2 separate regions of the Homo sapiens genome follow, and region 2 is linked to region 1. The links are chromatin contacts, found by Hi-C in ENCODE. All regions are on one chromosome and are shown on one strand. The core of a region is the stretch at or near the end of the contact, and the rest is flanking DNA. Distances in the headings are between cores, read along the strand shown.

Region 1 (3,501 bases), core at 913-3,412:
CCCACCCTCACACCACCCCCCTGGGAATACCCTGGCTGGTGGGGAGCTCACACAGGGGAAGAGGGACATGACTCCTTAGCAGCCAAAGTGGAGTCGTAAGAGCAGAGCCCGTAAGTCAGAAACCCTGGGTTTAGGCCCTGGTTCTTGCCAGCAAATGATGTAACCTCTTTGGGCCTCCATTTCCCCATCTGTACATTGGAAGTGACATCTGGCAGCTCATTGTCAAGACTGAGTAAGATGCTAGACATGGGAGCCCCACACAGGAGATAAAGTGGTGACCCTATCTGAGACCCACAGGCTGTTCCCATTGGGCTGTCACAGTTCAGGGCAGTCAGTGACCCCCAACTTGGCAAGGATTCGGAACAGAGACATCCCGCAGGCAGAAGAGGCTGCCTGGAAGAGGGGAGCTGGTAAATGGGTTGGGTCACAGCAGAGATGAAACCACTGGACACGGCGTGGGGCAGACAGCCCGGGGACTCAGCCAGTCAGGCTCCTCAGCCCATCTAAGCCTATTTCCTCATCAGTAAAATAATACTTAACTCACAGGCCGAGGGAGACAGGTGAGCTACAGTATGCGGTCTATGGCCAGTACATTGTTTCTAAGTGAAAACGGACACAGTCCGCAGCTGCTCAGCCCGCATGTCCGCAGCAGCAGAAACGAGCCATCCCTCACCTCAGCCCAAGCGCTCAGACTTCTCCCTTCATCCAGGTCGTACCAAAAACTTCCTAACAAGGACTTTGCGCATGCTAGTGCTCAGAAACTTCTCACGACTCCCCAGTGCCTATGGGATAAAGACTGTGTCCTTAACCTGTCACCTAGGACAGGAACTAGGGTGAGACAAGCAAGGCCTCCAAGGCCCAACATTTGAGGCGGCACTCACGGTCACGGCAGTGCGCCTACCCCTAAGTTTTGCAATCTAGGTCCTCAACTCGAGTCCTAGACTTGCTGCAATTAAAGGCCCTTCACAATCAGTCTGCATCCTCCTGTCACTTTCTTTTACAGCCGGAAAGCTCCAGCACCACTAAACTCCTTGCCCTTCCCCACTGTTTCCCTGGATGGAACAGCCTGTCTTCCCTGGGTCCCCTACCAAGTCCTCTGAGACTCAGCTCAAGTGCCACTTCCTCCATGAAGCCCTCCAAGATGACCGCTCACTCCCACTTGGGCTCTGTCTCTCCTGATCCCTACAGGACCGTAAGCCTCTCCCACCTTCACCCTGCCTACCCCCTTACTGCCTGGCACAGCGCTGGGCATACCACAGGCGCTTAAAGAATGCCTGCTGAATGCAGTGAATGTTTCTGGTCAGTAAAACGGGACGAAGGTAGAATGGAGCTCTGCTCGCCCAACGAGATAAACCAAAAACTGAGAAGGGCTCCTCATTCATTCTCTGGACGGCAGCTTCCGCCCTTCCCCGCTGTCTCTTCCATTACATTCGCACATTCTTGGGTGCCCCAGGTCAAGCAGACAGCCTCCTGATAAATGACAGAATCAAGTCCTACTCAGGGCTGGAGGGACCCCGAGAACGCGGAGGTGGCGCCCGGAACTTGCGGATAAGTTGGGGGTCCGAGTGACGAGGTGTGTGTACCCACCGCCCTGGGGAGCTCTCCCAGCGCAGCGGCTGTCCCGGCGCCAGCCCGGGTCGCTGGAACGCGGGAAGGGAGGAAAACCCCAAACTTCGGGCGGGCGCTCCTCCCACCCGAGCAACGGCGAAGCGGGGAGGCCGAGCCCCGCTGGGCCCCAGGCTCCCCAGACAGAGAAGGAAACGCGGGGGCACCGCCGCCACGGTAGCGCGCCTCCAAGCCCCCCGCGCTCCGCTCCGCCCCGGCCAGCGCCGCACACGAGGTTCCCGCCCGGCAGCCCTAGGAGCGTCACGTGGCGGGTCCCGAGGCCCCAGCGCACAGGCGCCTAGCCCGCCCTCTCACCCCGGCGCGCGCCCACCTGGCCTGCAGGAAGGAGGCGCCCAGCTGCGCGCCTGGGCCGCCCGTCGCTCCCAGGTGCTGCCGCCTCCGCGTCGCCTCCATGGCTGCCCCGCAGGCCCCTCGGCCCTGCCTTTCCGAGGAAGAGACCGGTTCAGCTCGGCTGCCCCGGCGGAGGCCGCCGCAAATTCCCAGCGCGGGGCGGTTCGGGGCGGGCCGGCGAGAGCGCGCGGCCCTCGGGAGGAACAGGCGGGGCTGCGGACCCGGGGCGGGGCGGAGCGGAGCGGAGCGGAGCGGAGGGAGGCGGGGCGGAGGGAGACGGGGCGGGCTCCGCTAGGGGAGGGCCGGGCGCTGCGAGTGTGGCGTCCTCGCGGGGCGGGGGCTGCTGGCCTGTCCGGGCTGCGCGCGTGACCACCAGCGGGCTGGGATGTGTTAGGGTCCCTTGCCTGCCTGGGTACGGGAATCTCTGTCTAGGGTGACTGAGGCCTGGGTGTTGGGCTGGGGCGGGGTAGCGACCTGGAGATAGACTAAGCTGATTTAAATGCTCCCCGGGGCAGAGGGTTCTGTGGGATTTCCCTTGTTCTTACGGGTGGAGGAGAGGAGGCAGGACTGGAGACCTGCACGTGTAGCACCCGCGTGGTGCAGCACGTGGGTTGCAGATGTTCTAGTGAGGGGCTGGCGGTGACAGTGGGAAGGAGCGAGTTGGTGACATCTAGAGTCGTGTGAGAGGTATGGTGACTGGGACTCTGGATGTGGGGGGTGAGGGGAGAAGAGTTCAGGCAGTGGCCGGATTCTGCCCCTGGGTGGATAGTGGAGGCACCCCCCGGGAAGTGGGCTAGAGCAGATTTCGTGTAAATAAAGATTCATCTTTGAACGCATTAAGCTTGAGGTGGGTCAGGAAGGCTGTTGGACCGGTGGTCTGAAGCTGAGGCGAGACCTGGGAACCCAGTGGACAGGCTCGTGAGTCACCGGAGCATACAAGACAGACAGAACCTAAGGGGACAGCATCCTCAAGTGAAAAACAGAACCAAAGGTCAAACCTGAGAACAGCCTGCAGGGCAGATTGCCAGGACTTCATTAGTGGTACCACTTTGAACTAGCTGTGATGCGGGCAAATGGCTCAACCCCTCACAGCTTCAGTTTACTCATCTGTAACAAGAAGATGCCTATTGCATCTACTACATTGGAGTTGTGATGACTATATGAAACTCTTAGCAGAGAGCCCAGCACTGGTGGACTAAGTTATTTACAATAGCCCGTCTCGAGACCTGAGGTTTCCCTCCACAGAAAGGTTACCTTCCACACCACTGTCAATGTCACAAACTCTCTCCTCCCCACGGTCACTGTCAGCAGCCCAGGCCGCTAACTAGAACAACTGCAACCAACTCCCATTCTCCCCACCACCCCCGTGCTACACCAGGCGCACACGACATGTGCAGGTCTCCAGTCCTGTCTCCTCTCACCCAGCCCTCAAGCCGCTGCAGAAGGGATGTGCCTCTTGGAAGGGATGTGCCTCAGATGCAAATGCAATGTGCCATTCCCCTGCCCAGTATCCTTGGTCTGCTTCCCAGACCATGAGGGGTCTGA
Region 2 (3,532 bases), core at 35-2,534, 1.1 Mb before region 1:
AAGCTCTACACCTTCTAGAATCTAGGGTGACTACATAATTTATCAAACAAACCAGGATGTTTCCAAGAGTGAAAAGGGGCAGCATTATTAATTATGGCCACTATTAATTACGGTCCTTGGCCATAAATCAGGACCGTCCAGGCAAACCTGGGTAATAGTCACCCTGCCTCTGGTCTTGATACCTGACCAAGGTAATGGAGAATTGGATCCGCCAGCTCATGTGCTGTTGCTTAAGTGGAAGGGAATGTGCAAATTATGTCCTGCTATTCTAAGTGAAAGGACTTGCCCAAGGTCATGCAACAAGTTGGCAATGTAATATTTTAAAACTGGACGAGATGTTGAAAACATGGTAAAGTTAGCACTAGAGCTTAATTAACTGGAGTATGAGTTAGGGAACATTTGGCTATGCTGATGTCTACTACTGAAGGGAAAGGAGGTGGAGGTCAAGGTCAGGTGTGTATGGAGCAGGTGGGGGTGGCAGTGGCAGGGCATTCACGTGGCTCTACTATGTCGGCACCATCATCAGGCCCTGTCCCTTTGAAGTCCGGGAGATGCCACTAGGCCCAGTGCAACTTGGATGATATTTAATGGCCAAGAGCAGAGACTTCTGGGACCTGACTTTTCCTGCTCTCCACTTTACTTTAGCTCTGGGCTTCAAAGGGACTATTGGCTGGGAGTGGTGAAAGTTTAGTGGATAATCCTGCTGAAGAATTTTGGAAGGCCTTGAGGAAGGAATTAAAAATAACAGTAAGCATGCCTTTTCTTTCTCTTTGATTGTGGTCAGTGCATGGAATGTGCCAGGGCCGCTGCGGAGCAAGCACGTGGCCCCGAATAACCCCTCCCTGCCAACGGAATTCTGCAGAGAACATGTAAGGGCTGTGCTGTTTCACTCCTGCTTTGGGCTCTCAGGGTTTGTTTCCGCGATCATCCAAACCTCATCCTCCTTCTCTTGCCCCAGATAATTTATTGGAAGTCTGGAGAGGGACTTGAGTTCTCTCAACTCTCCAACCAGACTGTTGCTGTGGGCGAGGCCATGTCGGGTGAGCTCCAAGGAGAGCAGTTGGAATGACAGAGAGGAACGGTTTCAGCCTGAGAAATGTGAAATATAAATTCAAACCAAACTTGGCACCTGTTTGGAGAGCTTCAGCTGATACTACAGTGCCCCTGTCGTTAGCCTTTGTGGCTCAGCTGGGTCTTATAAATAGAACACGATGCATTTCCCCTTTTGCTACCCCACAGACACGCGGAGGCATGTGTGGGGGTGGCATGGACAGAGAGTATTCATTACTTATGCTCCAGTGCATCAGATAGTCATCGTGGGAACTGAGCCCTGGTGTCATGGGGATGACTAGGCCATCTTGTGGGTAAGGCTGGAAGCGGCTTTTGAGTCTCCTGAGTTACAGCTCTTCTTACCCTTGCCAGCCTCCCTTCCCCAGCTGAGGCCCTCAGTCCTTCATGCCTGTGTGCCGCAGTAAGCCAGTTGGCCCCTTCCGTCGTGAGTCCATCCCACATTCTGTATCGGAGCCCAGCATTGCTGTATCAGGATGCTTTTGGCCAAAAGTGACTTGAAACCCAACAAATAGCTTCAATCATAAGAGGGCTTATTACTTCCACTAAGAAGGCTAGAAGCAGGAAAGTCAGGCATCAGAAGGTCTCAGGAGCCTTACATCTTTCCTCCTGGCCATATTCTCTTCAAGCTTGTCTCCTGTTGGTCCAAGGGTGGCCACAACTGTTGCAGATATTACCGTCTATAAACGTTGCATCCAAGGGCAGAAAAGGGCTCCTATTCCTTGGGGGTCTCTTTAGGAAGAAAACCTTCCCCGGGAGCCTCCTGGTATCTTGTTGGTCAGTATTGTATCACATGCAGTCAATGACAGAAATAATGGACCCTCAGAAGCCTCTCGAGGTCAAGGGCCCAGGCTATTCCTTTGACTCATCAGGGTGATTAGTATGGAGGTAGGTGCTTAGTAAATTTTATTTGGGTTAGTGCAAAAGTAATGGCAGTTTTTGCCATTGAAAATAATGGCAAAAACTGCCATTACTTAGGCACCAACTTACTGATTAATGTTTGTTGGTTGCTGGTTTCCTTCGCTAAGTGAGACTCCTGAACACTTACTGATGATGTCTTGCTGACTTCTGAGGACATGATGGTAAGTCTGCCCTCATGGAGCTTGCAGTCAGGTGGAGAGATAGTGCTATAATTGTGTTTGGAGTATCTCCTGAGTAGATTGTGGCAGTCTGGTAGCTTTGGAAGAGGTGTTAAATTGAGGCCCAAGGAGACAAAAGGACCTGAGAAACAGAGCAGGGGGACTGTCTGGGCCTCTGAATGCCATGCCCAGGGCCACACATTTTGTGATGCAAGCCAGGTTGTTTCAGGTTTCAAGCAGTTGCGATTTCTGTCTCCACCCCTCCACCAGTCTTATTTTCCTGTTGACAAAATGATAACAACTTGCCCTAGGGTTTGAAGTGGGGGCAGGGCACAGCGCTGAGAGCCTCCTCCCTCAGGGGAAATTTTCTAAAGTTTCTCACTGTGTTCTAGCTTCAAAACCATATGCAGTTTAATTGCATGTTTAGTATCTTTGTGCATCTCTCTTGTTTTGAATCTGCTGGAAACTTTCTCTGAAAGCATATATATAGGAAGACATAAAAATTCTATAAATGTTTAGTGGTTAAAAACAAAGTCCTGTCCAAATTATATAAAGTTTTGCCGTCGTCGGACGGAACTTTCTGCAGATAGGGAATACCCTTGAGTCTTCAGTCGCAAAGAGCTAATCACTAACTTCAAGTGTGCAAGTGCCCTTTCATTCCAATTCAGAGAAAACAGAGCCTGTCCCAAGGCCTCGTGTTTTGTTTTCCTATTGATCTAGGAGCTGGGATAACTTGGAACCCCAGGGAACATCTCAGAGTTAATTAGTTTTTTGAGGTCTTCTTGTTTTTCTTGCTTGATTAAAAGAGTTACAGTTTTTGCTCTGATTGTTTAAAAAAAGAATCTATCACTGCTACTGATCCAAGAGGTGAGGGTTGGCATGGGGTGGGCACTCCAGTAAATACGTAAGTTGTCTTCCTGCCGTCTTGTCCTGGTGGAGCAGAGAGAGGTGCCTTTGAGCATGGGCCTGGAACCAACAGCTACTTTCCTGGAAAATTCTTCAGTTTCCAGAAGCAGTGGCCAGGTGAGCCGGGGCATGAAACCAGACGAAGTTGCCGCAGTGCGAGGCTGGTTCTGTTTGCCTCAGTTCTGAAGTTAATGGTCCAAGTTCACCACTCATAGAGCGTCAGCCTGTTGGGGAGACGGAGGCCCTGACGGCCATGCCAGGGTGCCCCCAACCCTTTGTTTAACCACGGCTGTGGACCAGTGGTCTCAGATGTTTACCATCGCCTGTTTATAAGAGGGAAGTGTGGTCATATTTCTATCTCTCTTGTGGGCTGCACGGTTGCCTTACTGGGGTTCATGTGGGAAGTGGTTACCGTTAGGAGGAGGATGAAATAACAGTACTCACAAAAAGGCTTTGATCCAGGGATCTTTTTAAATGTC

What was found. A loop is a pair of places that touch in the nucleus more often than their neighbours do. Pooled maps may share reads with other maps.
Region 2: a loop to region 1 is called in a pooled map, with 3 times the contacts of the local background. The contact joins the enhancer-like site here to the promoter of CLN6 in region 1. A Hi-C loop is called at or near these places in 2 of 37 single-sample maps with no recorded cell type and 4 of 50 pooled maps.

What each region holds. Positions count from the first base shown.
Region 1 is chr15:68,227,566-68,231,066 of GRCh38, forward strand. CLN6 (CLN6 transmembrane ER protein) reads right to left here and starts at 2,163. Exons shown (of 7, transcript NM_017882.3): 1 at 1,937-2,163. The coding sequence starts at 2,019. RefSeq lists enhancers at 1,448-1,517, 1,548-1,627, 2,858-2,907 and silencers at 1,668-2,257, 2,027-2,206.
Region 2 is chr15:67,079,952-67,083,483 of GRCh38, forward strand. The region is part of intron 1 of SMAD3 (SMAD family member 3); the gene reads left to right. Among named protein-coding and RNA genes, the nearest start is that of SMAD3, 16 kb to the left of the region's middle. RefSeq lists enhancers at 2,252-2,391, 3,149-3,268. Within about 2 kb of position 1,285, at least 33 of the 41 ENCODE cell types and tissues checked have a DNase peak (open chromatin) inside an H3K27ac peak, as active enhancers do.